Regions from separate parts of the Homo sapiens genome. Here all the other regions are linked to region 1. A link is a loop called in an ENCODE intact Hi-C map of the cell type or tissue named here. Cell type or tissue: mammary epithelial cell. All regions are shown on one strand. Region 1 has its middle 49 kb from the start of PPP1R17. Region 2 overlaps ITPRID1 (ITPR interacting domain containing 1). Region 3 has its middle 70 kb from the start of ITPRID1. Region 4 holds the start of LOC107986781 (a long non-coding RNA gene). Region 5 overlaps MINDY4 (MINDY lysine 48 deubiquitinase 4). Region 6 overlaps ITPRID1 (ITPR interacting domain containing 1). Region 7 has its middle 20 kb from the start of ITPRID1.

Region 1 (4,000 bases):
TCAAGATGGAACAGGAAATAAGGGCGGTGTTGTCCCATCTCATTTCAAGGCTTGAGAAGCTGTGAGGCCCCGGGGCACATATGTCCCATTAGTAAGTAATTGTGGTAATCTAACAAAAAAAAATTTCTTCTTTATATATGAATAAGTTTTTCATATGGCTGCCAAGTTGTTAGAACATAAAGACTTTAGTTGTTTGGACCTAATAACTTAAAAAGTAGACTAGGAATATCTTTTGGCCTAGAGTTGCCGAGACTATTTTAAAAGTTTAGGGACCTCTGCAAATTGAAGCCTTGCTACTCTAAGTATGGTCCCCCAATCAGCATCTTTTGATGTCACCTGGGAGCTCATTACAAATGCAGAGCCTCCCGCCCCACCCAAATCAGAATTTCATTTTTACAAGATCCATAGGTGATTTGTAAGCACTTGATTAATATTTGAAAAGGATTGCATAGGCAGGGTGCAGTGGCTCACGCCTGAAATCCCAGCACTTTGGGAGGCTGAGATGGGCGGATCACTTGAGGTTGGGAGTTTGAGACCAGCCTGACCAACATGGAGAAACCCTGTCTGTACTAAAGATACAAAATTAGCCAGGCATGGTGGTGCATGCCTGTAATCCCAGCTACTTGGGAGGCTGAGGCAGGAGAATCGCTTGAACCCAGGAGGCGGAGGTTGCAGTGAGCTGAGATCATGCCATTGCACTCCAGCCTGGGCAACAAGAGTGAAACTCTGTCTCAAAAAAAAAAAAAAAAAAAAAAAAAAAAGCACTGCCTTTAAGTGTCATGAGGGCAGTATAAGCAAACGTCCCAGGCCTGCTATTGCCTCATCAAACCATACAGAAGGCATCTATCCGCTGGGGTCAGACTTCAGATCCTGCCCTGGACACTTAGTAGCTGTGGATGTTAGGTGACATTGTGAACTTTGAATTTCAGTTTCCTCATCTGTCAAGTGAGAATAACAGCTGCTTCTGTCACCTTGGGGTAGTCATAAATGTTAAATGAAATAATGCTTACAAAATAGAATGTCTGCTCCTGAGTAGAAGGTGAAAAAACAACCGTTTCTTTTTCCTTTTGGGTCTGTGGCTCTAGGGCATGTTGTTTGTCTTCTTCTGTGCCTTTGATAGATTATAATTGCAGAAGTGGCGAAATTGTATATACGGTCATCCCTCCGTATCTGTGGGAGATCGGTTTCAGGACCTCCTCCTCATACCCAAATCCAAGGATGCTCAAGTCTCTTATATAAAGCGGCATAGTATTTGCATATAACCTATGCACATCCTCCCATATATGTTACATCATCTCTAGAATACTTATAATACCTAATACAATGCCTACACATTCACGTGGATTCAACAGTGCATTGCTGTGTGCAAATTTTTTTGTGGATTTTTTTTCCCCAAATATTCTCAATCCATAGTTGAGTGAACACAAGGCTGTAGTACCCACAAATACAAAGGGCTGATTGATTGTAGAGTCAGTGGGGAGATGAACGCCCATGAGAACAGCCAAGCACATGCAAAGACGCACTCTCGTTCCAGGTCTTGTACCAGCAGGTACTCCCTGGAAATGTGGGCAGGCTTGCCTTAGGGATTTCTTTGTCCCTACAATGAGGCCTGTAGACAGAGAAAAACTGGCTGTGGGCTTGATTTTTAAGTTTTCCAAGGGCAGCCCGAATAATCCTGCCTAATAGACAAGGACACATTCTTCCCTAAGACTGTGAGTTCCCCAAACTGGAGACCCAGGTTCACTCCTACTGGATCCACCCCACACCTAAGGCAGTGCCTGGAGACTGGAAGGGCTCAATATGTGTTTGCTGACTTGAGTGGAACGTACCAAGCCAGCCTCCATTCTTCTCTATCCTGGGAAACCTTGGTCCAACCGTGTGGCTTTTTTCCCTACACACCACCGCCACCTGCAGGAAAAATTGTCACATTGCAGTTGCTTGCTAATGCTAGAGCCTTTAACACTTGGGAAACACTGATTTGGAATCTGCGTGTTCAATGTGTTGTGATCCTTCATGCAAGGTTGAGGTTTATTTCTGCCTGGCAAAATGTTTTTTTCTCACAGATAAAAATGTTATAGAGTTAATGCTATGGGTGCACAAAAAAGGAGACATGATATTCCAAATTATGAGAATCCCTTGTGTGGGGGGAGGCTCAGTGTAAAATTAGGTGGGGAGGCCGAATCAAGTTTCCTTCAGGCATCTGCAAAGTAGCCACTTAACGCAGTTGATGTTCTAATTACAAACTAGTTGTTCATTATAACAACTCTTCTAATTCTTTTTTTCCCCCTTTAAAAAAAACAAAACAAAACAGAGTCTCACTCTGTCACCCAGGCTGGAGTGCAGTGGTGTGATCATGGCTCACTGCAGCCTTGACTCCTGGGCTCAGGTGATTCTCCTGCCTCAGTGTCCCAAATAGCTGGGACTACAGGCATGCACCACCACACCAGGCTAATTTTATTTTATTACTTTTTTATTTTTATTTTTATTTTTTTTTGTAGAGACGGTATCTCACTTTGTTGAGCAAGCTGACCTTGAACTCCTGGCCTCAAACAATCCTCTCACCTCAGCCTCCCAAAGTGCTTGCATTACAGGTGTGAGCCACCATACCCCACCAACTCTTCTAATTCTAACCATAGCTATAGAAAAAAATATATAGATAAATGAATACCACCACCATTAACCTAGTTTGGTCTCTTTGCTTCATATACAATAAAACTGTTTCTTTTGAAACCCAGAATCAAAAATGTAGCTTTTCAGTAGTTCAGACTGACATGCCAACATAAGTCTGAATTCACTCTCAAATATAAAACATTGCCTCTACTCCAAGATATTGTAGTGTAGAAAAGTAAGTCCAGGCTGGGTGCAGTGGCTCATGCCTGTAATGCCAGCACTTGGGGAGGCTGAAGTGGGCGGATCACCTGAGGTCAGGAGTTCGAGACCAGCCTGGCAAACATGGTGAAATCCTGTCTCTACTAAAAATACAAAAATTAGCTAGGTGTGGTGGTGGGTGCCTGTAATCCCAGCTACTCGGGAGGCCAAGGCAGGAGAATTGCTTGACTTAGGAGGCGGAGGTTGCAGTGAGCCAAGATCGCACCATTGCACTCCAGCCTGGGTGAGAGAGCGACACTCCATCTCAAAAAAAAAAAAAAAAAAGTCCATTTCTTCTGCAATAACCATTCAAAAACACTCTAGTTTTGATCATCATAAATAAGGAGAGGTAAGAACCAGAGATTTAAGCCCTGTTTGCCTCAAAGGACTGTTATATAGGTTAAATAACAGCATAGAAAACCTGAAAAACCCTAGTAGATGCCCATAGGGATTTGTCTCCTTCCCCTTTGGGCTGGAGTTCCTTTACCTATCCCTGCCCACCTTTCCGCTGCTGTCACCCAGTCCTCTCCTGTGCCCCAGTGCTGGCATCAGCTTTAGACGATGCTCAGTGTACACCTCCCTCCAGCCACGCAGCCTAGCAGGCCAGTGCGAGACCCAGGAAGAGTCGAGGGTGAGGTGAGAAGGGCTAAAGAGAGGATACATGAGCCCAATCTCAATGGAATCAGGGTGTATCAGTCTGTTCTCACGCTGCTAATAAAGATATACCTGAGACTGGGTAATTACAAAGGAAAGAGGTTTAATGGACTCACAGTTCCGCATGGGTGGGGAGGCCTCACAATCATGGCGGTAGGTGAATGAGGAGCAAGTCACATCTTCACGGTGGCAGGCAAGAGCGCTTGCGCAGGGGAACTACCATTTATAAAACCATTAGATCTCCCGAGACTTATTCACTACCATAAGAACAGTATAAGGGAAACTGCCCCCAGGATTCAGTTATCGCCACCTGGCCCTGCTCTTGACAGGTGGGGATTATTGCAATTCAAGGTGAGATTTGGGTGAAGACACTGCCAAGCCATATCACAGGTGCTGCTTGAAAAGCAACCCAGCTAGGAGAGGCATTTCTGCAAGGCCATCCCAGGGGGCATAATTCCCATAGCACCAAGCCGCCATG
Region 2 (4,000 bases), 100 kb before region 1:
TCCTTCTCAAAAAATAAATAAATAAAAATAAAAATTATCCATGACAGGATGGAACCATGGTCCCAAACAAGCTAGATCAAATTTCACAAGGATATAAACTAAACCATTCACTTAGGTTTCTAAACATTTATTTATTGATTTCAAAATAGAGACTGATATCAGTGTAACCCAACACTGGGAACACAACTTCTGACTAAACTAACACAACCTTAGGCTGTGTGTATGGAAGTGAAATCTAGCAGCAGGAAAAGAGCAGTCCTCCTCGTTTCCATGTTGGTCAGACCGTCATCCCTACTACTGAAGCCCAGCTGGGTGACAGGTTTTACAGCAAGCATTAAGTAAGAGCCTATTCAAAAGTACAAGACACAAACAGCCTGAAAAGCCTGCCCTGTGAGAGCTGATTTAAAGGGTCTGGGGAGATTTTTATTTTTATTTATTTATTTATTCATTCATTTATTTATTTATTTGAGACAGAGTCTCACTCTGTCGCCAGGCTGGAGTGCTGTGGCGCGATCTTGGCTCACTGCAACCTCCGACTCCCTGGTTCAAGTGATTCTCCTGCCTCAGCCTCCCGAGTAACTGGGATTACAGGTGGGCACCATCATGCCCAGCTAATTTTTGTATTTTTAGTAAAGACAGGGTTTCACCATGTTGGCCAGGCTGGTCTCTATCTCCTGACCTCGTGATCTGCCTGCCTCAGCCTCCCAAAGTGCTGGGATTACAGGCGTGAGCTACCGCGACCGGCCAGGTCTGGGGAGATTTACGCTGAGGAGAAAGGCCTGGAGAGTCCAAGCGAGCTGTCTTTGGGAAAGGAGTTCGACACATTCTGCACTACTCCAAGGAGCAGAGCTATGACCGACAAATGTAAAATGCTAAGGTAGAGGTGGCCAATACAAAGACGAATTTCCTAAAACGTATGATGCTCTCTGACCAGATAGGAGTCATTGCTTGTCACCAAAAGTGAGTAAGCACTAGCTAAATGACCATCTATAAGGAGTGTTCTGGAAGGGAGGTGGCACCATCCTGTCTTCCAACCTGGGGAACATAGAGAGGTTTTGTTTGTTCTACAAAACATTGAAAATTAATTTTGTAAAATGCCTTAGAAGGAACAACTGCTCTCTGGTCTGAACAATTCACACTACCGCCCATTGTCCTGAAGTCTAGCTGTTTCACATATTTATGCCACCTGCCCAGCTCTTAAAGGCATTGGCATTTGCCTAATCTCTAATGTCCATTCCAACTCTAGGCTAACTTGCTTGGTGACTCAGCTTCACCACAGAGCTGTCACAGAATTTTGTACCATTGGAGGACAGAAGAGATAGGAACTTGACCATAAAATAGTTAAAGTAGAATTGATTGATGAAGACAGTTAACTTCAAACAGTCTGAGGTTGAAACATTTCTCTTGCTCTACACAACTTTATCACACTTGACACCCCATCACCTCTGCTTTTTCTCCCTCTTCCCATGTAACTTTCAATTTTATAGCTTCTGTGAACTCAGACTATTTTAAACAGGAACTTTCCACCTAGAATTCAGAAGCTTTTATTACCAGACCAGCCCAGCCCAGAAAAGCAGGTTGACTTTTCTTACTAATTTTAGCCATTCCAAAGGTCCTTTGGCAGGGACCAGGTTCTTCCACTCTGTGGTTGGTGTAATGCTGCCATCTGGTGATTATTCCCACAAAGTGCCTGAGGCGTCTGTCTCCTCCTAGGCAGAAATGTTTCCCAACTTACAAGTCAGTAGAGTAGTCCTGCCCCAAGCAGGGTCCCCCTAATTGGGAGGGTAAAATTCATCTCCATGAAGACACTTGTGTGCTGAAAATGGTAATTTCTAATTAATATTAGTATTAACCATGATTATTATTAATGATACGAAGATTGAGTTATAACAGATAATATTAATAATGATGTCCTGCAGCAAAAATTTACATATAACATTATGTAGCCTATATATTATTAGAAATATATTACTGGATATTATCCTTATTGCAACCCCACAAGTAACATAGTATTACCATATTCATTACTTTCCCTATGAGGGGACAGACTCAGAGAGAGTAAGAGGCAAGCTCCAGATCACACAGCCTCTAAGTAGGAGAGTCAGAATCAGACTCCAGTAGAGCAGGCTTCAAATTTTCTAGATGGTTCAGCATGGAGCCTAACTAGATTTCAATAGCATCCAGTGTACAGAAGTGGACCCCCTTAAGCTATGGGATAGGCAGGATGGGGGAACCAGCAGTCTAAGGAGGCATGAAAAAAATTGTGCAGGGCTTGGTGGTGGTGAAGGATTCCATTTACACAACTGGTTTGGAACAGGATTCAGCTGGCAATAGAATGCTTAGGTGATAAGATCTAGCTGGAGGAAAAGGACTGGTAGGTGCCAGGTGGGAAGTCAAGGCCCCACTGGAGCAGAGTAAGGAAGAACTGTGGCTCCTTCGGCATATTGAGTGCCTAGGGAAAATGCCACTGAGGGCAATGAGACGTCTCAAGTTCCCCTAGTCTTGGCTTAGCTAGCTGAAGGAACTGGGTGGGGTGGGATTGGCCAGGCGTGCTGGTACCACTGCCATTACTCTTGCCAGATGCCATATTGCCTTCCCTAAAGGCAATGTATTACATATTAGGTGTGATATGTTATATTACATATTAGGTGTGAGGGTGTGGGAGTGATAAATGATGTACATTTGTATTTGTCTGTTTGTTTAATAATCCATCATGGCCATTCTGAGCTAGGTGATTTCTCATCCTTTGTCTCATTTAATTTCTATGACTCTAAGGGAATATTTAGAATTTGGAAATCCTACATCTAGATGTGCATAGTCTGGTTGTTGAGAAGGTACTCTATAAAGAGAAAGGATTTTTAGCCTCTTGAAGAAACTAAACCATCAGTAACCTGGCCCACATTTTGCTTGGTGAATCTCTCAAAACGATTGACATGCAGGCATTTCACTTCTAAAACAAACACAAGATAAATAAGCCTCTACACCTGAGAGAACTATGCCCAATTCCACCATTTGATCTCATCATTCAAGTGAGGTTCCCAATGTCTGATTTTTTATTGCTTGAGTTTCAAACATTGGTTTGTTTTTTGTGCTTTACACAAGTACAGTTAATGAAAGGCAACAGTTATATCACAAGTATACCTCTTTTGGAGGAAATTACTCTTTCTACCTTTTAGGGACCCTTTGTAGTTGTTTATTTTCATTTGGACCAGTGTATTAGGCCGTTCTCATGCTGCTATGAAGAAATACCCAAGACTGGGTAATTTATGAAGAAAAGAGGTTTAAATGAGAACACATGGACACAGGGAGGGGAACACCACACATTGGGGCTTGTAAGGGGAGGGCGGGGGTCAGAGGAGAGGAACAGGAAAAATAGCTAATGCATGCCAGGCTTAATACCTAGGTGATTGGCCGATAGGTGCAGCAAACCACCATGGCACAAGTTTACCTATGTAATAAACCTGCACATCCTGCACACATACCCTGGAACTTAAAATAATTTTTTTTAAAAAAAGAAAAGAGGTTTAATTGACCCACAGTTCTGTGTGGCTGGGGAGGCCTCAGGAAACTTACAATCACGGCAGAAGGCACTTTTTCACAGGGCAGCAGGAGAGAGAATGAGAGCTAGCAGGGGAAATGCCAGATGCTTATAAAACCATCAGATCTCATGAGAACTCACTCACTGTCACAAGAATAGCATGGGGGTGGCAAACCGCCCCCATAATTCAATTACCTCCCACCAGGTCCCTCCCATGACATGTGGGGATTATGGGAACTACAATTCAAGATGAAATTTGGGTGGGGACACAGCTATGCCATATCAACCAGACTGGTATAAACTAGCCAGCACATGGACAAATGGGCTCTAACATATCACTCTGTGCTAGTGTTCTAACGTATAATTTCATCCATTCATTGTAAGAGGGTTAATAGCAAACATTGCATATGAAGCTTATATTCAAGAATAGTAACTGCTTCGAGATTGTTTGAAAAGTTGAAA
Region 3 (4,000 bases), 290 kb before region 1:
ACAATGCCTAATTTCCCCCACCCACGTCTACTTGGAGACAATTTTTGAACTTTCACATAAAAAAAAAATCTGGAAAAAGTGTCTTTCAAACTTTCAGATATGTTTGACTTCCAGGTCACAGTAGGAGATATGCTATGCATTAGATAAGACTGAAAAGTTGCATAAAACGGTAGTCACCCTTCCTAGGTGATGCACCCTGATATTTTCTTCTATTATATTTCATTTTTTAAAAACTCCCAATGTGACCCACTAAGTTGATTTTATGATCTCCCAGTGGGTCACGGCCCATAAATGAAAATACACTAGTACAGCTGTCTTCATTTAGAGGAAAGAGAGTAGTGGTATTAGGAACAATTTGAAAAGAAGCATTCCTTCCTGTCTAAGTTCCAGTGAGATCAGGACTATCCTCAGTGTAGACACCCAAGTGGCCTGTGTACAAGAGCCCACAGATAATGCAGTGATTCCACTCTGCTGGCTCCCGGAGGAATGTCTAGAGACACGTTGTATGGAGGAGAAGAAATAAGGAGGAGCAGAAGCATCAGCATTTGCCACTTCCATGTGGATGACATCAGTAATTTGGTCCAAGGGCAAACTTTCGTGTTTGCACAATAATCATCACAAAGAAGTTTTTTTTATCGTAGGACAAAAAGTTAAAGTGAAAATATTTAGTACATTTTCTCTCAAATGGGCTTTGTATGAATAAGGTTTTGAGAGGATCCAAGAACAGACCAGATTGATCACCTTAGCAAGAACGATGGGCAGAGAGGGAAAGAAACAGAGAGGAGGCCAGAAGGACCAACATGAGAGAGCAGAGAGGAGACGGAGGGACAGGGGAAGTTTGAGAATGAAAGGAGACTGGAAACCCTGCTATGCAGTTAAGATGGTTTTTATTTAAAGTGTGGTATAATCCCTTCCTTGACATCCTACCCATCTCTAAGAAAACCTTCAGAAAAGGGCTATATTCCCCTTTAAAGCTTTTGTAGATATGTGTGTGTGTGTTGGGGGTGGGATGATGTGAGGATGGGTATTTTGTGTATGATAAAATAAGCCTTACAGTCATAGTCAAAAGGCCAATTTAATTCCGATTGCATAAGTAAAGTAAAATCATAGTTGTAACTAGTAAATTGACTCTGCTGATTGAGCAATTGAGAGGAACACCCAATAATAAAGAATGAGTGAGTTACAAGTGGGTTTCAAAGACGTTATCTGTAGATTTGATTTACGCTCCTAAGTATTTGCACACAAGACTGCAGATGTTTCCCTATAAACATTTTCTTAGCAAGGTCAAAGAGGGCCCGGTGAACAATGTAGTCTTTGTACACTTAAAATTTTAATATGGCTTTTTAAGTTTCTGAAGGCCATATCAACTTTGGTGTCTGAGATCTCTTAATGGACTACAGGGTCTAATCTCACAAAGGTCAAAAGCTTAAAGAGAAAATTGTGATTATTTTTATTTCCACAAAATGGAAAGAAACCCATAGAATACTCATAGAACAAGAGATCCTCCTCCTTCTTAAAGTCAAGTTCTCAGATGCTCTCAATTGATTAAAAAGCTTTAGAATAAGAAACGAGGCTAAAACAACATTTAAATGAGACTTTTGGGGGACAATCTAGTGTCACACACGAAGTTGAATGAACCTGTATTTCCCTAAAAGGAATGCTGGGCATACTCAGAGTGCTAAGATTATTGAGAACCGTCGCATTATTGAAGTTTAAGTTATCAGGAGAAAGCTATTTATTGGGCTTTCCTTGAACCCTAGAGCTTGATGAGATCTCTAATCCCTCTCAGCAGATAAAAGCCGTGAAGGATGAAGTAATGTGTGATATCCACTAGGGGGCAGTAAAAGCTGCAAGTGTTCCCAAGGCAGGCTCTTTAGAATAAGGTTTTAGGAGTCATGATGAGGAAGTAAGAAAAGATCCCTAAGATCCCCAAAGACAACAGATGAGCTCTCACCATGCTCCTGGTGTCACAGTGCTCTGAATGGATGTGAGAGGTAATGGGTTTGTAGCCTTCTCTGAGAATGCCTAGATAAGAACACACAGGCTCATTTCCTTCTTTTGACCTGTTGCAGAAATAAGCCAAACAGAATGTGCATACAAGCTCAGAAAATTAGTACCTGAAGTAATTTGTGCTAGCAGCTAAGGATGACAGACAATAGGCCAATCAGAACTTAGGTAGAATAGAAAATTGCAACCAACCCTCTGAGCATTATCTTTCTTCTATCTACTGATAATCATTGGGAATTATATTTCTCTTACCTTAAATATCATAATCTTCCTGATCTTCAAATGAATTGTTTTTGCAGCAGCACCAAGCTCTGTGTATAGAGATAAAGGCTAAATCTCTGACACTTTGGTCTTCTGCCTCTAAACCATCCTACTGCTTTCAAGAGTTCAGCTCTCTTCTCTGTCCCATTTCCAGTCTCAGTTTCATCATCGTAAAATGCAGGACTTGACTTTATGTTTTCTTTGATTTTCAAGTCTCCATCCCTGTCATCTTCCAGTGCTGTTCTGGGGTCACCTCCCATCAGTCCCCACAGGCAGTTCTTCCCAACTCTGCATTCAGTGACTTCAGGTTGGCAGCATAAAATCAGCCATGGTGGAAGCATTTACGCCGCAGAATTGGCAAATGATATAAACCAGGGTGCTTTCCTTCCTGGAGAGCCAGTTGTTAAACATTTATCAGCATACCAGTAAACCTCTCTCCATTCAAGTTCTAACTTTCAGCCTGATAGACATAACTATTTGAATGTATCATGACCATCTCAAACTGTACTGGCAAAAGGTAAAACCTGAGTCTCACATTTGTTTCCTTTTCCTTCTCTACCCTCTGTCTCTTTTGAGAAAGAAATGACACATTTTTCTTTTTATTTTTTTGAGATGAAGTCTTGCTCTGATGTCCAGGCTGGAGTGCAATGGTGCGATCTCGGCACACTGCAACCTCTGCCTCCTGGGTTTGAGCGATTCTCATACCTCACCCTCCCGAGTAGCTGGGATTACAGGCACGCGCCACCACACTGGGCTAATTTTTGTATTATTAGTAGAGACGAGTTTCACCATGTTGCCCAGGCTGGTCTTAAACTCCTGACCTCAGATGATCCACCCGCCTTGGCTTCCCAAAGTGCTGGGGTTACAGGTGTGAGTCACCGTGCCTGGCCAGAAATGGTGCATTTTTCAGTCAGCTAAGCATATAATCTTGGTATCAGCTTTGGTTTACATTTCTCTACCTACTGAGGCTATGCACAGTCGTAAAGATTGTTCCTTTGAAGTCTCTCTTAAAGTCACCCTTTTTTTCTCATTTCCCTTGCCAACATTTATCATGTCACACCTGAATTTATTTAAGAAACTTCTAGGTTTTTTTTTTTTTTTTTACTTCTGTCCCCTCCAATCCTATAAGTGGCAACAAAACTTTTCTTCAATCATGTCTTCACCCCAATAAAAAAACTCTCATGGCTCTGCCTCTCTGATAATATTTCATGTCTAACACCCTCTGCCTGGTTTATAAAATTCCCTCCAACCTGGCACCATGTCAGCCATCTCACAATTTTTCTTGCTCTGTCCCATCCCTCTGCCGCAATGACTCTTCCTGTCATCTCACATAAGCCTCATTTCCCAAGCTGTTCTCTCAAGGACTCGGGACACCACTGTCTGCAGCTGTAGGAGAGAAATAAAGGCCGTGACAGCTACCGATGCATCATATTAACCTCCCAGGCTTAATCCTGCGATAGGGCTGCTCTGAGTCCGCTCATGGACCCCATGAACTTTCCTCCTTTTCCATCCAGCTAAGCTCCACGTCTAGGCACTGCCTTCTTGTTTTGACTCCTTTGGGGATGCTAACCTGATTCTGACCTGTTTCAGTGATTTTGGTGGCCCCACTGAGAAGAGAATCCTAGAGGACGCTGGTCCTAGGCTGTGTGTATACTTTGTTTATATTCTAGTAACTCAACAGGCTGAACATTTTGGGCCCTATATCTTGTGCATAGAGAGAGCAGACATACTT
Region 4 (4,000 bases), 600 kb before region 1:
TCTCTAATTATGCTGATGAATATCTTTTTATGTGTTTATTTGCTACTCATATCTTTTTGGCTAAATATCTGTTCATGTCTTTTTCCAGTTTTTCTAAAAGTTGGCTAATTTGATTTCTTATTGAATTGTGAGAGTTTTTAAAATCCATATTATTTATACAAGACCTTCATCAGATATGTGATTTACAAATATCTTCCCCCAGTTTGTTGCTTGTCTTCATTGTCTTAACTGTATTTTTAGAAGAAAAGACTTTTAAAATTTTTGTCTAATTTATTAACTTTTAATTAATTAATTTTGCTAATTTTGTTTTCAGGGACTATTTTTGTGTGGCAGGAAATAGGGAGATATTGAAGAATTTTGAGCAGGGGATCAACATATTAAAAGAGACATTAGGATAAAAATTGGTTTGATTGTAGACAACAATTTAAATTGAAGTAGAAATAAATCTAGGGTAAGAGAAATTAGCTGTTACAATAAATTAGGCATGAAATAAATGAGGAATTTAGGTAAGTATGGTAACAACCAGAATTATACCTTATTAAAATTTCATCTATCTGCTTAACTAGAATCTGCTAATGATTGAATAGATTTTCTTATAGCCAGGGTTACTTCGGATGACTCCAAAGGGAAATCCAGAGACTTCCCTGATCAGCAACATGAGGAGGCCCCCAACCTCCTTAATCCTATTTGGCCAGTTCCTCCAATGCCCTTTTTAAGAAAATGTGTATCATGGTTTTCCATGCAGTCAGGAAACATAAACTTTCTAGGATGCAATTTAGTCATAATGCTTATATCTATTAGTTATTGCTATATCACAAACCACTTCAAAAGTTAGGGTCTTAAAACAACCATCAGCCGGGCGCCGTGGCTTGCTCCTGTAATCCTGGGCCGAGGCAAGCAGATCACTTGAGGTCAGGAGTTCGAGACCAGCTTGGCCAACGTGGTGAAACCACATCTCTACTAAAAGTATAAAAATTAGCCAGGCATGGTGGTGGGTGCCTGTAATGCCAGCTACTCGAGATGCTGAGGCAGGAGAATCACTGGAACCCAGGAGCGGAGGTTGCAGTGAGCTGAGATCGTGCCACAGCACTCCAGCCTCGGCGACAGAGCAAGGCTCTGTCTCAAAAAAAACAAAAACAACCAACCAACCAACCAACCAAACAAAAAACAAAACCGTTGTTTACTTAGCTCATGATTCTGAAGATTTGACCATTTGGGGTGGGAACAGCTGGGTTCTTCTGGTTCCTTCTGGGTCCTCTACTTGGCTACAGATGGCTTTGTTGATCTTGGCTGAGCTCTCTCAAATGTCCTGGTGCCTTGGCTAGCTTATTGAAGCCCAGGCTTAGCATTAACAAGTGCCTTCCATGGTATTTAATTGGACAAAGTAAGTCAAAGGCAGCCCAGATTCAAGGAGTGCATACAAGGAGGGGAATAATCGTAGGCATTTTTGCAAACAATCTGCTTCGGTGCTTATCTTCAGACCTGAGATATGGTCATGTTTGTGACATTCCTTGGAAAGAAAAGCATCCTAGAGACCTTTCTAGGAGTTACTGGTGAAGGAAGTATTTAGAAGATAAACTTTCATTAAATTCATTGTAGCAGGATCTGGGAATTAGGATCTCAAGGGGAAATCCCAACTCTTGTTGTTTGCTTCCCGTAAGAATAAGAAACAGCAGCATTATCAAGTGCTGTACTTTACTACAAATATTAACCGGCAACAATTGACCCTCTCTGGGACTTTCCATTTAGTTATTTACTGGAAGCTGTTCTGTAATTTTCAGCAGTGCTGTTATCTATGAGATTACTTTTCTTTTAGCTGTGCTGGGTTTTCAGACGCATTAATATAGCTTAATATCTCTTCCTGTTGCTTCTCTAATTAAAAGCTTGTTGGATTTCCAAATAAGAAATAACATACACAAGCACTGGTAATTCAGGCTGCTAATAATTGGGAGAAAAACTTCAGCAAGGAACAGCATCAACCAGGCATGAGGGATCTTATGATCCGGCAAAGAAAGAGGCCTAGGAGTCTGGGGAGGATTGCAGGGCAGTGATCTGGCTCTGAGCAGCTGGCCTCCCTGAGAGGGGCTGCTGCCGATGAAGGACCGCCAACAGACAGCCTGAGTATAGTGCATGTGCCCTGTCCCAAGATGGATGTTTGAATCCTGGATCCAAGAGAAGAGCTCATGTCTGTTTTTCCAATCACTGCTTGTATCCTTTCCTGCTTCCCCAAGTCCCTCATTCCTCTCCTCCCGGCGGCTTTTGCCCTCTTTGGTCCAGGCCGCAGGAAACCGTTCCTCTAGTTCTAACAATCGGCCACTAGATGGCACTAGATGTTCGGATTAAAGTGCCTTCCTGAGCTCCACGGGCCCAGGGCGAGGGCAGGCAGGGTCTGAAGACAGCTTCTCTCGGCCACCGTCATTCTCTCTCCCACTTCGCTCTTCACTTCTCATCCCTTCCTCATCCCATTTAAACATTAGATTCCTTCCAGCAGCGGTGTTTGCGTGATTTCAAAGGTAGGGAAACCGTGTGTTTCGTATGGTGGGGTGCCGGTGGAAGAAAGGGAGTTTGTGGGTTCCACAAGAACCTTAGGTGCCCGCTAAGGACACAGATCGAACTCCAGGCAAGAAAGGCACAGCGACTGCTTCCCTCTCTCGCGCCATGAGCACTGGCCTCTCTTAAGCAACCCCGCTGAGCTGTTGAATAGACCCCTCACACTGTTACTTCAAAAACTGAATTCTTGGTTGGGCGCGGTGGCTCATGCCACCCAGCACTTTGGGAGGCCGAAGCGGGTGGATCACTTGAGGTCAAGAGATCAAGATCAGCCTGGCCAACATGGCGAAACCCCGTCTCTACTAAAAATACAAAAGAAATTAGCTTGGCCTGGTAACAGGCACCTGTAATCCCAGCTACTCAGGAGGCTGAGGCAGGAGAATCGGTTGAATCTGGGAAGCAGAGGTTGCAGTGTGCCAAGATCGCGCTACTGCACTCCAGCCTGGGCGGCAGAGTGAGACTCCATTTCAAACATAAATAAAATAGGCCTGGCGCGGTGGATCACGCCTGTAATCACAGCACTTTGGGAGGCCGAGGCGGGCGGATCACGAGGTCAGGAGATCGAGAACATCCTGGCTAATACGGTGAAACCCCGTCTCTACTAAAAATACAAAAAATTACCTGGGCGTGGTGGCGGGCTCCTGTAGTCTCAGCTACTCGGGAGGGTGAGGCAGGAGAATGGTGTGAACCCGGGAGGCGGAGCTTGCAGTGAGCCGAGATGGCGCCACTGCACTCCAGCCTGGGCGACAGAGTGAGACTCCGTCTCAAATAAAATAAAAAATAAAAAAAAATAATAAAATCACATCAAATAAAACACAAAAATTGAACTCTTCCTTCTCTCCACCCTCTCTCATCCCAATCCATTCTTCTTTTTATAGTTCCATCCTCACTGATGTGAATTTTTTGTTTGTTTGTTTGTTTTCTGAGACAAAGTCTCTCTCCATCACCCAGGCTGGAGTGCAGTGGTGCGGTCTTGGCTCATTGCAAGCTTCGCCTCCCGTGTTCAAGCAATTCTCCTGCCTCAGCCTCCCGAGTAGCTGGGACAGGGCCCGCCACTACACCCAGCTAATTTTTGTGTTTTTAGTAGAGACGGGGTTTCATTATGTTGGCCAGGCTGGTCTCGAACTTCTGACCTCAGGCAATCCACCCACCTCGGCCTCCCAAATTGATGGGATTACAGGCGTGAGCCACCGGGCGGTCTCATGTCACCTTTTAACCTAATCATTTCTGGAAGCTAAAAGTCATCCTGTTTTCTTACATAAGTCTAGCGCCTTTTCCAATCTGCTACCATAATGCTCCCTAACTTCATGTCTGCCCCCACCCCTCCCTTTCCGTTTGTACTGAATAATGGCGCCGGTTTTGGGATCATCTATTTAATTACACAAGCCCTGGTATTCACACTGGGGATACAGCAGTGACTTCCAAGCTGAAACTTTAAGGATGAGTTGAA
Region 5 (4,000 bases), 940 kb before region 1:
ACACCAGGACTATTACTAGAGCCCAAGTTAGTAGGGTTGCTCACAGCTACTGTCTAAGGACAGTAAAAGCAAGTCCCCATCTTGCCTTTATGTCATGCACTTCTTTGTCTTGTGCTTGCAGGTTGCAGTCTGCTGAGCAGACCTCCAGGCCTCTCTGGGCCTCTGTGCTCCTGTCTGTAAATGAAGGGGTAGGATGGGCTGCTCTGTAATGGCTCCCCAATTCTACCCTCTACACATGCCTAGACCAGACTTCTGACTTCTTTTGTAATCTCTGAATTACTTTGATTCAGTTGACCTCTCTAAGGCTCATCTTATGTAAATAATGAGCCTGTAAACCAGGGTCCTGTGACTTTGGAGTCCTTCCTAGACTATAGGCTCCTCTGAGCACCTGTGGGTATATAGTAAATGGATTTAGGACACAGCAACCTGGAATCACTCCCAGCCCTGAGTATGAGCATCTGTCACTGGAGGCCTGTTCCAGGCTGTTCCTGGCTGCAGCATTTTGAGCTGAAGGCAGGCTGACTAGGGCAAGGTTAAATTCCACCATCCCTAACCCCTTTGCCTATTACTTGTTGAATGGTTTCTCAGGTTAGGTTCCTAAGAACAATGGTTCTTAAACTGTGATCTCTGGACTGGCAGCATCTGCATCATCTGGGAACTTTTTAGAAACAGCTTGTCTGACCCACTGAGTCAGAAGTTTGGGGGTGGAGCCCAGGAATCTGGGTTTTAACAAGCTTTTTAGGTGATGTCATGCGTGTCAAGCTTTGGGAAGCAATGCCCTAGGGGCCAAGCCTGAGTCAGATTCCGGTACATGTAATTTGTTGGGGGCATGCTCTCAGGAGGAAGTGGGGTGAGGAAAGTGGAACTGGGCAGGGGAAGGAGCTCAGCAAAGGTGTGAGGGCTAAGGGCTCAGGCTGATCCCCTGGGGAGATGTGGAGCATGAATTGACTCAGAGTTAGTCCCATGTTTAAGGCAAGGGAGTGAGCTTTTTGTGCCCCTCTTAGTCATTGGCTGTGGGCTGCCCATCCTGGAGTGGGGCGGGCAGTGTGCAACCTCCTAGATGAGTTTGGCAAAGGACGATTCTCCAGAAAAGGATGCAGCTGTGAGCCCTTAGCAGCTGACATTGACAGCAGCTGGGAAGTATTTACCTGTCTGAGGCAGCTGGGTGGGACACCTGTGGCCTCCATGTCAGTTCTCATGGCTCCTTCTGCATTCACCCAACCCCTAGGTATTACAGTAAAGATAAACTGCAAAGCCTGTCCCTGGATATCACCTTAGATGCATTGGATGCCCTGGTGAGATGGGCCAAGCAGGGATCTTTTACAGGTTAGGATACAGACTCCAGAAGGTGAGACTGAAACGAAACTGTTTCCAGGCTCAGACAGCCTTTCCCATCATGACATGTGCAGCCCTCTGCAAGAGCATCATATTACCCATTACTGGCTTTGTGGCTGGGTCACGTCCTTTTGTCTTAGTGAGTTCAGAGGTGTCATAGCCCAGGTAGGCACTGGGGATGCCAGTGCATGATATGGTTCCCTGCCTCCAGAAGCCCAGGGTGCACTGGGATGCCCTGTGTAATTGGGTGCTAAATTGTGGCCCTCACAAAGGAGTGGAAGTTCAGGGAGCAGTTAAGGGACGCTATTGAGGGGGCAGGAGGGCCCTGGGCTTGGAGAGGCAGTGTTTAATGCAAAAGACTTCCTGGTAAACCAGTAACATTGGAGAAGGAATGGCTGTACTTTTAATTCACAGATCCAGGGGAAGATTAACCTGCCTTGTTCTGCTGTGGGTCTCTGCAGCCTTGATACAGCCAAGGGCCCAAAGCCTCAGTGTTTCTGCCTTTGCATTGAAACACTCCTCTGACACTGGGGATGCCTGGCAGTTTTTCAGGTTTTGCAGAAGAATGGACAGTAGATGGCAGCAGATCTTCATCAATCCTCCCAACCCCAGCGATTTAGTCTCGTTGCCCTTGTTGCATAATTTAATTCAGGGGACATTCACCAGGCCCTACCAGACCTTTCTTAAGCAGTCCAGGGGGAGAGAGACAAGTGCATCCCAAACTCTCCCAGGTCCTCTAGAGCCTCTGGAGGCCCCCAGATCTGGAGTGAAAGCCACGGGCGCACAGATGCCTCTCTGTGTCCTGAGGGGGAATGAATTGTGCCAGCCGGGACTTGGAGGAGGCTTACAGAGGATGTGGCATTTGCGGTTCATTGACTGTTCCCTGCTTCTGAGCATCCCAGCTCTGAAAACATCTGCACCTCATGGGATGAGTAATGGGGAGAATTTTCATTTTAATTTGTCTTTATGCATTATTTGGACTTCACATCAGACTATTAAGGTTCAAAATCTGACTCTTGAGACACACAATACCTATTTCCTTTCCAGCATGCCGGTCATCCTGTGTGGATAGTGGCCTGCTTGGGCTCTTGCACTGGTTCAGCCTCACCTTCTTAACCTGTTCTGGGGACCTCTCTTCTGTGGTGGATACAGCTGTCCTCCACACCTGCCATTGATGCCCGATGCTCAGCCACTTCTCCCCACTTCTCAGCCTGTTGATCACATTTTACCCTATACATGTGCCCCCAGTCCACAGTGGAATGCCATTTCTCCTTCTGATTGCTGGCCTCCTGAAAGTAGGCACAGGAGATTAAACATGAGAAACAGCTCCAGTGCATGTTACAGGCCACTCTGAGCCCTCCAAAAATGGGGTTGATGACCCCTAAACCTTGTGTGGTTATTATAACCCCAAGGTACCTTCAGTTCCATGGTTTCCAAGTCTCTGATCTGATGCGTCTGCAGAGGAAAGAGATTTCCCTTGACTCAGATTTCCTTTGAGATCCAGAAAGTGCGGCTAAAGAAGTGAGAGAGTGGCCACACATCCCCCTGGAAGGGAAGATGAGTGATCTTGTATTGTCCATCTGTGGACATCAGCATGGCAGCTCTGAGATCTCCCTTGGACCACACCTGGGCCCTTGCCAGCTCCATCCTAGGTTCTGAGTCCTGGGATACAGGCTGGGAAGATGTTCCATGCAGGAGAAGTAGCAGCTGTTAGATGGAAGGAAGTTGTTGGGCTCTGAGATAATATTTGGGAGATGAGTGTGAGAGAGCAGGAGTGGTATTATGGAGAATCTTTCCTGTATTCCTTTTTTTCTCACTCCAAGATGCTTTTGTGCTGCTCTGTTAGCTATGTTCCAGCAGTTCCTGGCTACCAGAATCCCATATAAAGGCCCACATAGAGGTTAGTAGGACCAGAACAAGGCTGAGTGAGGTGAAGCATCTAGGATGCAAAATGTAAGGAGCTACTCACTCTCACAGTTGTTCAGCTGCAGGCTGGACACCTGCATTAACCTGAGAGGGAAGGTCTCTTAAAATTTTGCACCTTAGGCTTCTTGATTATCTCACCCTAATCCTATCCTGGTTAGCAGAGTTTGGCTGCTTTCTTTTGTTCCTTCAGTATCTTGGACAACCCTCAGTATAGAACAATGATTTGATAACTCATATTTATATTCATGAACTTTTTGAGGCCTGGAATGGGGCCTTATTTCTCTGTCTTTACTCAGCCATGTCTCTGTACCTGGCAATAATAAGTGCCAAGCAAATGAGAGAGTGCACTTAGCAAGGAGAATGGAAGGGAAAGTTATGCTAATCTGTCTGTGATAGTATCGTGAAACTTAAAAGTGGTAAGTCTTTCATATAATTGAAACAATTTGAACTTTAGTTTGCCTGTTGGCATTCATTAATTTACTCAGTAATTTTTTTGTTCATACAAAACTAGTTACATGACTGCCTGATCACCCAACCATATATCTAGCCAACTAAACAACTAACCAGCCATCTGACCACCCAACCAACCAACCATCCCAACCGACCAACCAAACCAACCAACCAACCCAACCAACCATCCAACCATCCATTCATCCAACAAACCATTCCACCCATCCAATCATCTCACCCACCCAACCAACCAACCCACCCAACCAACCAACCTAACCAACCCGGCCAA
Region 6 (4,000 bases), 88 kb before region 1:
GGGTGTGAGGGCCACCATCCGAAAGCTTCTAATGCCTTGTCTCCTATTGCCTTCACCTTCTTTCCTCTTAGAATTTGCAATTATACAAAAAAAGGTACTTTTATATCCAGTTGATTTGACATCATACACCTGCTGAAATGGATGCTATATAAGGTTTTACCAGATGACAATGAATTTCCCTTTATTAACATCCAAAGAAATAGAAAAAAATACACTCAAAGAAAACAATTCAAACATACACACATATACGTGTGCATATTTATACTCCTATGCAGGCATACATATGCACACAGGCGCATGTGCTGGAAAGCAAGTGGAAATAAGAGATTGCATTCCTCCATGACAGGAGACCGCTTAAAGACATTTAAAGCACAAAGAGAACAAGTTAGTGCATGCAGCAACATCTACTAAGAGTGAGCCTGGGTTTGTAAGGCCTGAAAACTGTTCTGAAGAAAATTGGCTTTAAATTAGATGCCAAGTGCTAGACAGGGCTAGAAAAAATATTTACGAAAATATTAACAGGACATAGCTCTTGGACCAAGTGAAGATTATAAGCAGAGATGGACATCTCTTAGAAGATAATGGGAGGCCAGGCATGGTGGCTCACGCCTGTAATCCCAACACTTTGGGAGGCCAAGATGGGTGGATCACCTGAGGTTAGGGCTTCGAGAACAGCCTGGCCAACATGGCAAAACCCCGTCTCCATTAAAACTACAAAAAAAAAAAAAAAAATTAACTGGGTGTGGTGGTGTGTGCCTATAATCCCAGCTACTTGGAAGGCTGAGGCAAGAGAATCACTTGAACCTGGGAGGCGGAGACTGCAGTGAGGTGAGATCATGCCACTGCACTCCAGCCTGAGCAACAGAGAGAGTCTCCGTCTCAAAAAAAAAAAAAAAAAAAAAAGAAGAGGAAGAAGAAGACGATGACGACAACGACGACGACAATGGGAGTTCTGAGCAGATGTTGAAACTAAGAGCAATTTTAGGTAAAGGACTTGAAGACTCAAAAACATCATTATCTTACCCCCCTAATATAGCAATATATAACACTGCAGATAAACATTTGACTAATTGATAAATGCCATTTTTGTGGCCTTTTTGGGTTGTCTAGGGTAATGATTTGTTGATATAATTAAATTTTCACATATAAGTGAGTTATTTGCAATAATTTGTTAATTCAAAAAAATGGTTTGTTGGTATAACTAAATTGTTATATATAGGTAAATTCTTCAGGATAATTTGTTAATTTTAAAAAGTGTTAATTCAAAAAAAATTCCAGAAAAGAAAATGAGATCTATCAGAAATAAGATTTCTGAATATTAGAAGTGCTTCCATATTGTTTATGATTTAGTTTTAGAGAAAAGTAAAAGTACACAAATAAGAAAAAGTAATATGAGCATATTCAAAGTGAAAATTCATTGTCTTTTGGTGATGGTGCTCTTACCATTGAAGTTAAAGTTTGTTTCAATGGGTTTGGGTCAGTAGAGCAGAACTTGCATTTGGTATTTGGGTTATAATCAAGCCTTTATATTGTAAGAAAAAGAAGAAGAAGAAAAAGAAGAAATGTTCAAAACACTCTATTTTTGAGGGTTTTTATTTATTTTTTTTCTCACCTACAGTTTTCTTTATTATGAAATCATTTCTATACTTATTCTAGGGCTAAAATGTGTTTTTCCATGTTTCCAAATAACCAGAAGATGGCAGCATTTCAGAATCTTCCACATCCCTCCACCATTCTCAGAGAGCAAACACTCCATCAGTTATTCCCAAACCAAAACACCCCAGTCTTATACCTTTCAATCACAAAAGGCTACCCCAAAATAACTACATGAGCATAAAATTCAATGTTTATGATGTTCAGCCTATTTGAGCACTACACTTCCATGATCCTGGCGTCACTGTCCCCAGAACTTTGAAGTGAATTTGAACCAGTTGGGAAGTCTTGGTTACCTGATGGGAAGCTACTAGAACCACTCAAACAGCTCGCTGCTAAGGGACAAGCAACTTATCCTTGTGTTCAGCTATACTGTGGTCCCTGCTGTGACTCAGATCTTAGAAGAAAAGAAATGAAACAAGAGATGGGTTCGAAATCTTACTGCCATTTTTTGACCACAGACAAGTTAACTAGCCATTCTATGTCAGAACACGTATCTATAACAGATGCCCTTCATGGTCTACAAGATCTTTTCTGGTCTTAAGAGCCATAATCTAGCATTCCTGCCAACATCAGTATCACTTCAGAGATTCCCTAAGTGTTTCAAATTCACTCACATTGATGCAAGAGTAATTGCAAAATTGCAAAATTGATGCAAGAGCTTTACTATGCAAAATACGTTATTCAGTATAAAAGCGAGAGGATAGAATCAAAACCAAACTCCAAAACCAAAATATGGAGAGTTTTCAATATAAAAACATTACTCTTAGGAAAGTATTTCCATTATGACAATTCTGGTAAAAATAGCCATCCGGCTGCCAGGATGTTGGCCATGTAGTTTAGAGAGGAAGGGTAAGAAATCTCAGACTTCCTAGAAACAGGGCTAGAGGAGTCCACCTAGCTGTAAAGTTGGTCTCCATGGAAGGAGGAAGAAGAGAAGCTTCAAAACAGCCAGCCTGCAAGATCAGTTTCCTTTAAAGCACACCACAGAAGCCCCACAGCATGCTCTCTGTTCCCAGCTCACTGGCCATTGTCTCTACAAGGAATGCTGGGAAATGTAATTTTTTAGCTAGACACATGGATGCCTCTAAAGTATTCTTGTTAACAAGAATAAAGGAGAGAAAGATTGTGAGTAGTCAACTAGCAGCCTCTGCTACACTGATTTTGGGAAGGGGTCCAAGCCTGTGGGTCTGATAGAGATGGCTTTAGGGCCTAACAAGCATTAATATTACTCAAAGTCAAATGGTTAGTGGCCCTGGAGTTCTGGGTCATGGATTTCAAAGCATGATCCAACCCAGGATGCAAAACAAAGGGGATAGCTGGTAAGAACTCAGCAAGTCATCAGAGTGCCGGCAAATGGACTGGGCTTGGAGGTGCCAAAGGTAAATAGCTTTAGTTAAAGCCATGAAAACAGATTGTGTTCAGCAACTACTGACAGCAGGGGAAAGAGCTGAGCTCCACTCCAATTTGTGCAGAGGTGATTTGGGCATTCTAAAGAGAGAATAAGGGAGGGTGAAGAGTAGGGGCTCAGTAGAGTCAGAAAAGTGAAAAATCACAAAGAATTGGTCCATGTCAATGCCATTAGACCAACTGTGTTTGTGAGCCAGCAGTAACTGAAGTTAGGATTCTGCCCTCCTAGAGACCGGGGACAGAGGCCCAAACCTTCTAGATGATTACATTTCAAAGGAGTGGCTCTCAGGTCCTTGAGAGAGACACTTGTGAGTTGTAAGAAATACATATTTACAATTATAATCAACATTTAATAAATACTCTTAGAAAGGGCCTATGTCAGGTGTTGGCGAAAGCAAACAGTAAATTTTCCTGGCAGCCTTTAGATTTCTCAGTCAGGCTTTTTATTGGGGGATGGGGAGGTTAAGGTCATCCCAGGGACACAGCCTTGTGCTGCTGGGAGGCAGACTGGAGGGTGGTCAAGTCTGTTAGTGGAGAGTTCCAAAGTTCTCAGGAGCTGCAGGAATATATTTAAATGAGAAAACCAAGGCAAAGGCACAGCCTGAGAGAGAAAGTAAGAGTTAAACGATGACTACATCAGGAGCAATGGGAAGGATTAAAAGCGTAGACAAAGTTCAATTCTAGATTCCAACTCCTGGAGATGACAGGATGCCTAACCTTTGCCTGCCTTCCTCAGGGTGGGCTTGTTAGGTGGATGAAGCTGATCCTGCAGATTCCAACCTCCAGGACTGTGACTAAGCAGGACTAAGACTAATAAACATTATTCTAAGCAGATTTTCTTTAATCAAACACATACCAGCTGAACAGATGTGTTCAATGTTATTGATACTCAGAGTGAGGCAGTACCCAGCAACAAAGTTAAACAAGATTAAACAGA
Region 7 (4,000 bases), 240 kb before region 1:
ACAGAGTTTCACCATGTTGCCCAGGCTGGTCTCAAAATCCTGAGCTCAGGCAATGTGCCCATCTCAGCCTCCCAAAGTGCTAGGATTACAGGCATGAGCCACCGCACCAGGCCAAATGATTCTTATAAACTTCTAGCTTCTCTGGTTCCTCTGAAATAGGTGATTTGTGACAATTCATACCTGTTAGGAGAAAGAAATGTTTTGAGTAAGGTGGAGATGCAGGTACTCTGAAACAAAAGTGTCAACTTGTGAGGTTTAATCATATGGCTTTCCCCATAATTAGAATTGATAGTTGTCTTGATCACTTTTGAGCTTGAGAGGAGTTTCCTATCCATGTGACCTATGACTAAACTAGAGTCTAGTTGGTGATTTGTTGTCTGTGACAGATCCCATAAGCTGTTACTGAAACTGGTAAGCTGGTCTCTTAAGTGTCCTTAGATTCTCCTTACCACCTGCCTGCTAGGTCACAGTGTCGGGGGAAGAAACCTGGGCTTGGAGCCAGAAACCTGGGTTTGAGATTAGGTTCTAGCATTGACCACTCATAGCATCTGGTGAATAATTTACTTCTCAGAACCTCTGGTACCTTGTTTGTAAAACAGGAATAACGGGCCGGGTGTGGTGGCTCATGCCTGTAATCCCAGCAGTTGGGGAGGCCAAGGCAGGTGGATTACGAGGTCAGGAGTTCAAGATCAGCCTAGCCAAGATGGTGAAACCCTGTCTCTACTAAAAATACAAAAAAAAAAAAAAAAAAAAAATTAGCCGGGCGCCTGTAATCCCATCTACTCAGGAGGCTGAGACAAAAGAACCGCTTGAACTCGGAGGGTGGAGGTTGCAGTGAGCCGAGATCGTGCCACGGCACTCCAGCCTGGGCTACAGAGTGAGACTCCATCTAAATAAATAAATAAATAAACAAACAGGAATAACACCTGCCCAAGCTCTCTATGTTGTCATGAGATTTAAATGAGATACCATTATGGAAATGCTTCATAATCTATAAAAAAAATACACAAAGGTTAGTTATCCTCTTTATTTTGTCCATAAAATAATAGTTTCCTCTCTGGAATGCTCATCCCTATTCCTTCACAAGGGGTATGAGTCCAGATTCCAGCAAGAAGCAGAATCTACTCCACAGTTTTTAAGGCAGATACTGTAATGAAGGGATAGAAGTGTGGGTAGGGTTAAGGGAACAACCAGGAAAGGAGAGAGCCCAGAGAGTAACAACAGTGAGAAGCCATTACTCCCTCTATGGTCAGAGGGCCTAGGGTAGCAGTGGGAGGACCTATGCCACTGGAGCCCAGAAAGAGCTGGAGTCACAGAGGAGGGGTCACTCAATGGGAGCTACAGTCCCAGAGGGCCACAGTCTCTCCAAACACTCCTAAGCAGGGAAGAGGAGGAGAAACAAGGTCCTCACCTGTCCCTCCTCCTGCCTCCTGGAGTCTCTCATTGACCAAAGTCACTGGAAACCAGCTGGTAAGTGATCCAGGCAATGGTGCTATTTGTGGAGTTAGAGAAGAGCAGGGAAGGCACATGCATGGGGCGAGTGGAGCATTGCCAGTTCACTGGTCAAGTTCCTGCCCATTGCTTAGCTCCCATCTCCTCAGGATGCAGAGGACTTTCACCAATCCCTTGTTGGATTCAACTCCACCATCTTGTGTTTTCTCCATAACTCTTACTATCACCTGAAACCCTCTTCTTATTTATTTGCTTGGTTGTTTCCTGTTCATCCTCCCCTACTAGAAGGTACATTCTATGAGGCCAGGAACTTTGTTGGCCTTGTTCACTTCCCTTACTCCAAACCTGGAGCATAACAAATACTTGTTAAATATCTGCTGCATGTACAATGATGGCAGAGTAATTGAGTAAGAGGTAATATGATCAAGGATGCCATCAAATGAATACCTGAACTGTAAGTATATGAGGAGAAATTCCCGTTGCTCCTGCCCCTGGTTGAATCACCAGTCAAATTTTTGCATTCTGAAGAACTCAGACTGCTGGGCTGAGGCATGCTCATTTATGCCATTTCCTCAAAGCCTCTTTGTTTCCTCATTGTTCTTTGCACATTGCAACAGGAATAGTTCTTCCATGATGAACTGAGGCCACTCCTTTTCTATTTGCATCTGAAAGTGGGGACTTGGCCACTTCCTCTACACGTTCCTTATCTTTTTGGCAAAAAGGGAGCTCCTGTTGTTGTGTAACAGCTGTTGCCCCCAGACTCCCAGATGAGTCACCACAATGGCAATGGTACTAGTAATCCTTTATGCTCATATAAAGTGCTTTAGGGATTAAAACTATTTGTGCAGTTATCATCTCTTAATCCTGACACTCTCCCATGAGAGAAGTGTTATTTTCTTGTCTCAGATAAGGAAGTTGAGGCCTCCCATGCGTGGATTTTCCTTGTCAGTGACAGATTTTTTCCTGGAGTAATCTATATAACTTTTTAGTAGCACTGATCCAGGAAACAGCTCTCAAGGGGACTGGCTTTGAGACCAAGTTCCATTTTGCCTACGGAGCAAGTCACCTAACCTCTTTGAACCTCAGTATCCTCATCTACGAGACAACAAACACTTCTCTTATGGGACAGTGTCAGGATTAAGAGATAATAGCTGCACAAATACAGCTCTCCTGGCTCCTCACAGTTCAGTCTTTTCTAGCAATTGGCATGGCTTCATTCAGTATCTTTTAGTTGGTCAGGCAGCTTGGTCGGTGACAAAAATTTGGACTTTGGACTCAGACTTAAATTTAAGACCTTTGGGAGGCTGAGGTGGGTGGATCACTTGAGCCCAGGAGGTTGAGAACTGCCTGGGCAACATGGTGAAACCCCATGCCTACAAAAAATACAAAAATTAGCCAGGCATGTTGGCACATGCCTGTAGTCTGAGCTACTTGGGAGACTGAGAAGGGAGCATCACCTGAGCCCGCAAGGTTGAGGCTGCAGTGAGCTGCGACGACGCCACTGCACACCAGCCTGGGTGACAGAGTGAGGCCCTGTCTCTAAAAAAAAAAAAAAAAAAAAAAGAAAGAAAGAAAAGAAAAAGAAAAACAACAACAACCACAAAAAGCCTCACTCTGGAACACAGTTTCTTTTTTATTTCAGGCAAGTAACATTTCTCTCACGCCACTGTTCTCTCTTCTCTTGAATGGGGTTATTAAAACACAGCTTCCAGAGTCATTTTGAGAATAAAATATCACAATATACATGGAAGTATTTGTCACATAATAGGTGCTCCACAAATGTTAGTTCTCCTCCTCTTGTCCCACTTGCATGCTTTCATTTTATAAGCCACTTCACATCCCCTTTATGAGACTGGAGACAGTATCAACCCAAAATAAGCTAGATTTTTAAATAACAGTCCACTCTGAGCTGTGAGGAGGAAGGGGAGCCCAGGCCAGGCAGAAGCTCCTTGCCCTGTACTCGAGAGGTATGGGAGGCAGCCTAGTGATCTTGGCTTAATTCTAACCTCATCCTGACCTTGAGGCCACACTTATTTGCTCAGCATCAATCATGCCCATGAACTTCTATAAATGTTATTGAGGTTTAAAAGGGGAAAGCAGCTGGTGCATATAGGTAAAAGGATAAGAGATTCCAAATTCAACTCTAGCTTCTTGGAGGAATTAAGCACATGTATTTACTACTCTTTCACTGAGTGGCAGGTCCCATTCTAAGTGTTTTACACCAATTACCATATTTAAAATTTAGGTCAACTCTATGAAGTGTACTCTCATTACCCCCACTTTGAAGGTGAGGAAACAGAGAGTGTTAGAGGGGATATTAGTTTGTTCTCACTCTGCTAGTAAAGACACACTCAAGACTCGATAATTTATTAAGGAAAGAGGTTTAATTGACTCAGAGTTCTGCAGGACTGGGAAGGCCTCAGGAAACTTACAATCATGGCAGAAGAGGAAGCAAACATGTCTTTCTTCACATAGTGGCAGCAAAGAGAATTGCCCAGCAAAGGGGGAAAAGCCCCTTGTAAAACCATCAGATCTCGTGAGAACTCAC

Evidence for each region. A loop is a pair of places that touch in the nucleus more often than their neighbours do. Peaks named below come from ENCODE experiments on the same cell type or tissue, not always from the same donor. Only the 100,000 strongest peaks of a DNase experiment are listed, where the experiment ranks them.
Region 2: a loop joins it to region 1, with 6 times the contacts of the local background. A loop is called at or near these places in 39 of 110 quality-filtered maps.
Region 3: it touches region 1 in a loop (18-fold over the local background); 69 of 110 quality-filtered maps call a loop at or near these places.
Region 4: a loop joins it to region 1, with 12 times the contacts of the local background. A loop is called at or near these places in 70 of 110 quality-filtered maps.
Region 5: it touches region 1 in a loop (16-fold over the local background); 7 of 110 quality-filtered maps call a loop at or near these places.
Region 6: it touches region 1 in a loop (18-fold over the local background); 50 of 110 quality-filtered maps call a loop at or near these places.
Region 7: it touches region 1 in a loop (6-fold over the local background); 3 of 110 quality-filtered maps call a loop at or near these places.

Annotation. Positions count from the first base shown.
Region 1 is chr7:31,734,666-31,738,665 of GRCh38, forward strand. It overlaps a transcript of PDE1C not described here. Among named protein-coding and RNA genes, the nearest start is that of PPP1R17, 49 kb to the left of the region's middle. In mammary epithelial cell, a CTCF peak has its summit at 1,919 (motif pointing left); a DNase peak (open chromatin) is centred at 1,896; H3K27ac peaks cover 862 bases.
Region 2 is chr7:31,632,439-31,636,438 of GRCh38, forward strand. The region is part of intron 10 of ITPRID1 (ITPR interacting domain containing 1); the gene reads left to right. It also overlaps a transcript of PDE1C not described here. Among named protein-coding and RNA genes, the nearest start is that of PPP1R17, 53 kb to the right of the region's middle. In mammary epithelial cell, a CTCF peak has its summit at 1,668 (motif pointing left); no DNase peak of the experiment used is centred here.
Region 3 is chr7:31,441,725-31,445,724 of GRCh38, forward strand. No RefSeq gene overlaps it. Among named protein-coding and RNA genes, the nearest start is that of ITPRID1, 70 kb to the right of the region's middle. In mammary epithelial cell, a CTCF peak has its summit at 1,839 (motif pointing right); no DNase peak of the experiment used is centred here.
Region 4 is chr7:31,132,331-31,136,330 of GRCh38, forward strand. LOC107986781 (a long non-coding RNA gene) reads left to right here and starts at 2,313. Exons shown (of 3, transcript XR_001745159.1): 1 at 2,313-2,513. RefSeq lists silencers at 2,238-2,287, 2,308-2,407. In mammary epithelial cell, a CTCF peak has its summit at 2,306 (motif pointing right); no DNase peak of the experiment used is centred here.
Region 5 is chr7:30,798,980-30,802,979 of GRCh38, forward strand. The region is part of intron 5 of MINDY4 (MINDY lysine 48 deubiquitinase 4); the gene reads left to right. All of the region lies in intron 7 of INMT-MINDY4 (INMT-MINDY4 readthrough (NMD candidate)), which reads left to right. Among named protein-coding and RNA genes, the nearest start is that of MINDY4, 30 kb to the left of the region's middle. RefSeq lists enhancers at 821-940, 1,807-1,936. In mammary epithelial cell, a CTCF peak has its summit at 1,914 (motif pointing right); DNase peaks (open chromatin) are centred at 812 and 2,192; H3K27ac peaks cover 1,036 bases.
Region 6 is chr7:31,646,793-31,650,792 of GRCh38, forward strand. All of the region lies in intron 12 of ITPRID1 (ITPR interacting domain containing 1), which reads left to right. It also overlaps a transcript of PDE1C not described here. Among named protein-coding and RNA genes, the nearest start is that of PPP1R17, 38 kb to the right of the region's middle. In mammary epithelial cell, a CTCF peak has its summit at 1,710 (motif pointing right); no DNase peak of the experiment used is centred here; H3K27ac peaks cover 288 bases.
Region 7 is chr7:31,491,790-31,495,789 of GRCh38, forward strand. No RefSeq gene overlaps it. Among named protein-coding and RNA genes, the nearest start is that of ITPRID1, 20 kb to the right of the region's middle. In mammary epithelial cell, no CTCF peak of the experiment used is centred here; a DNase peak (open chromatin) is centred at 2,002; H3K27ac peaks cover 686 bases.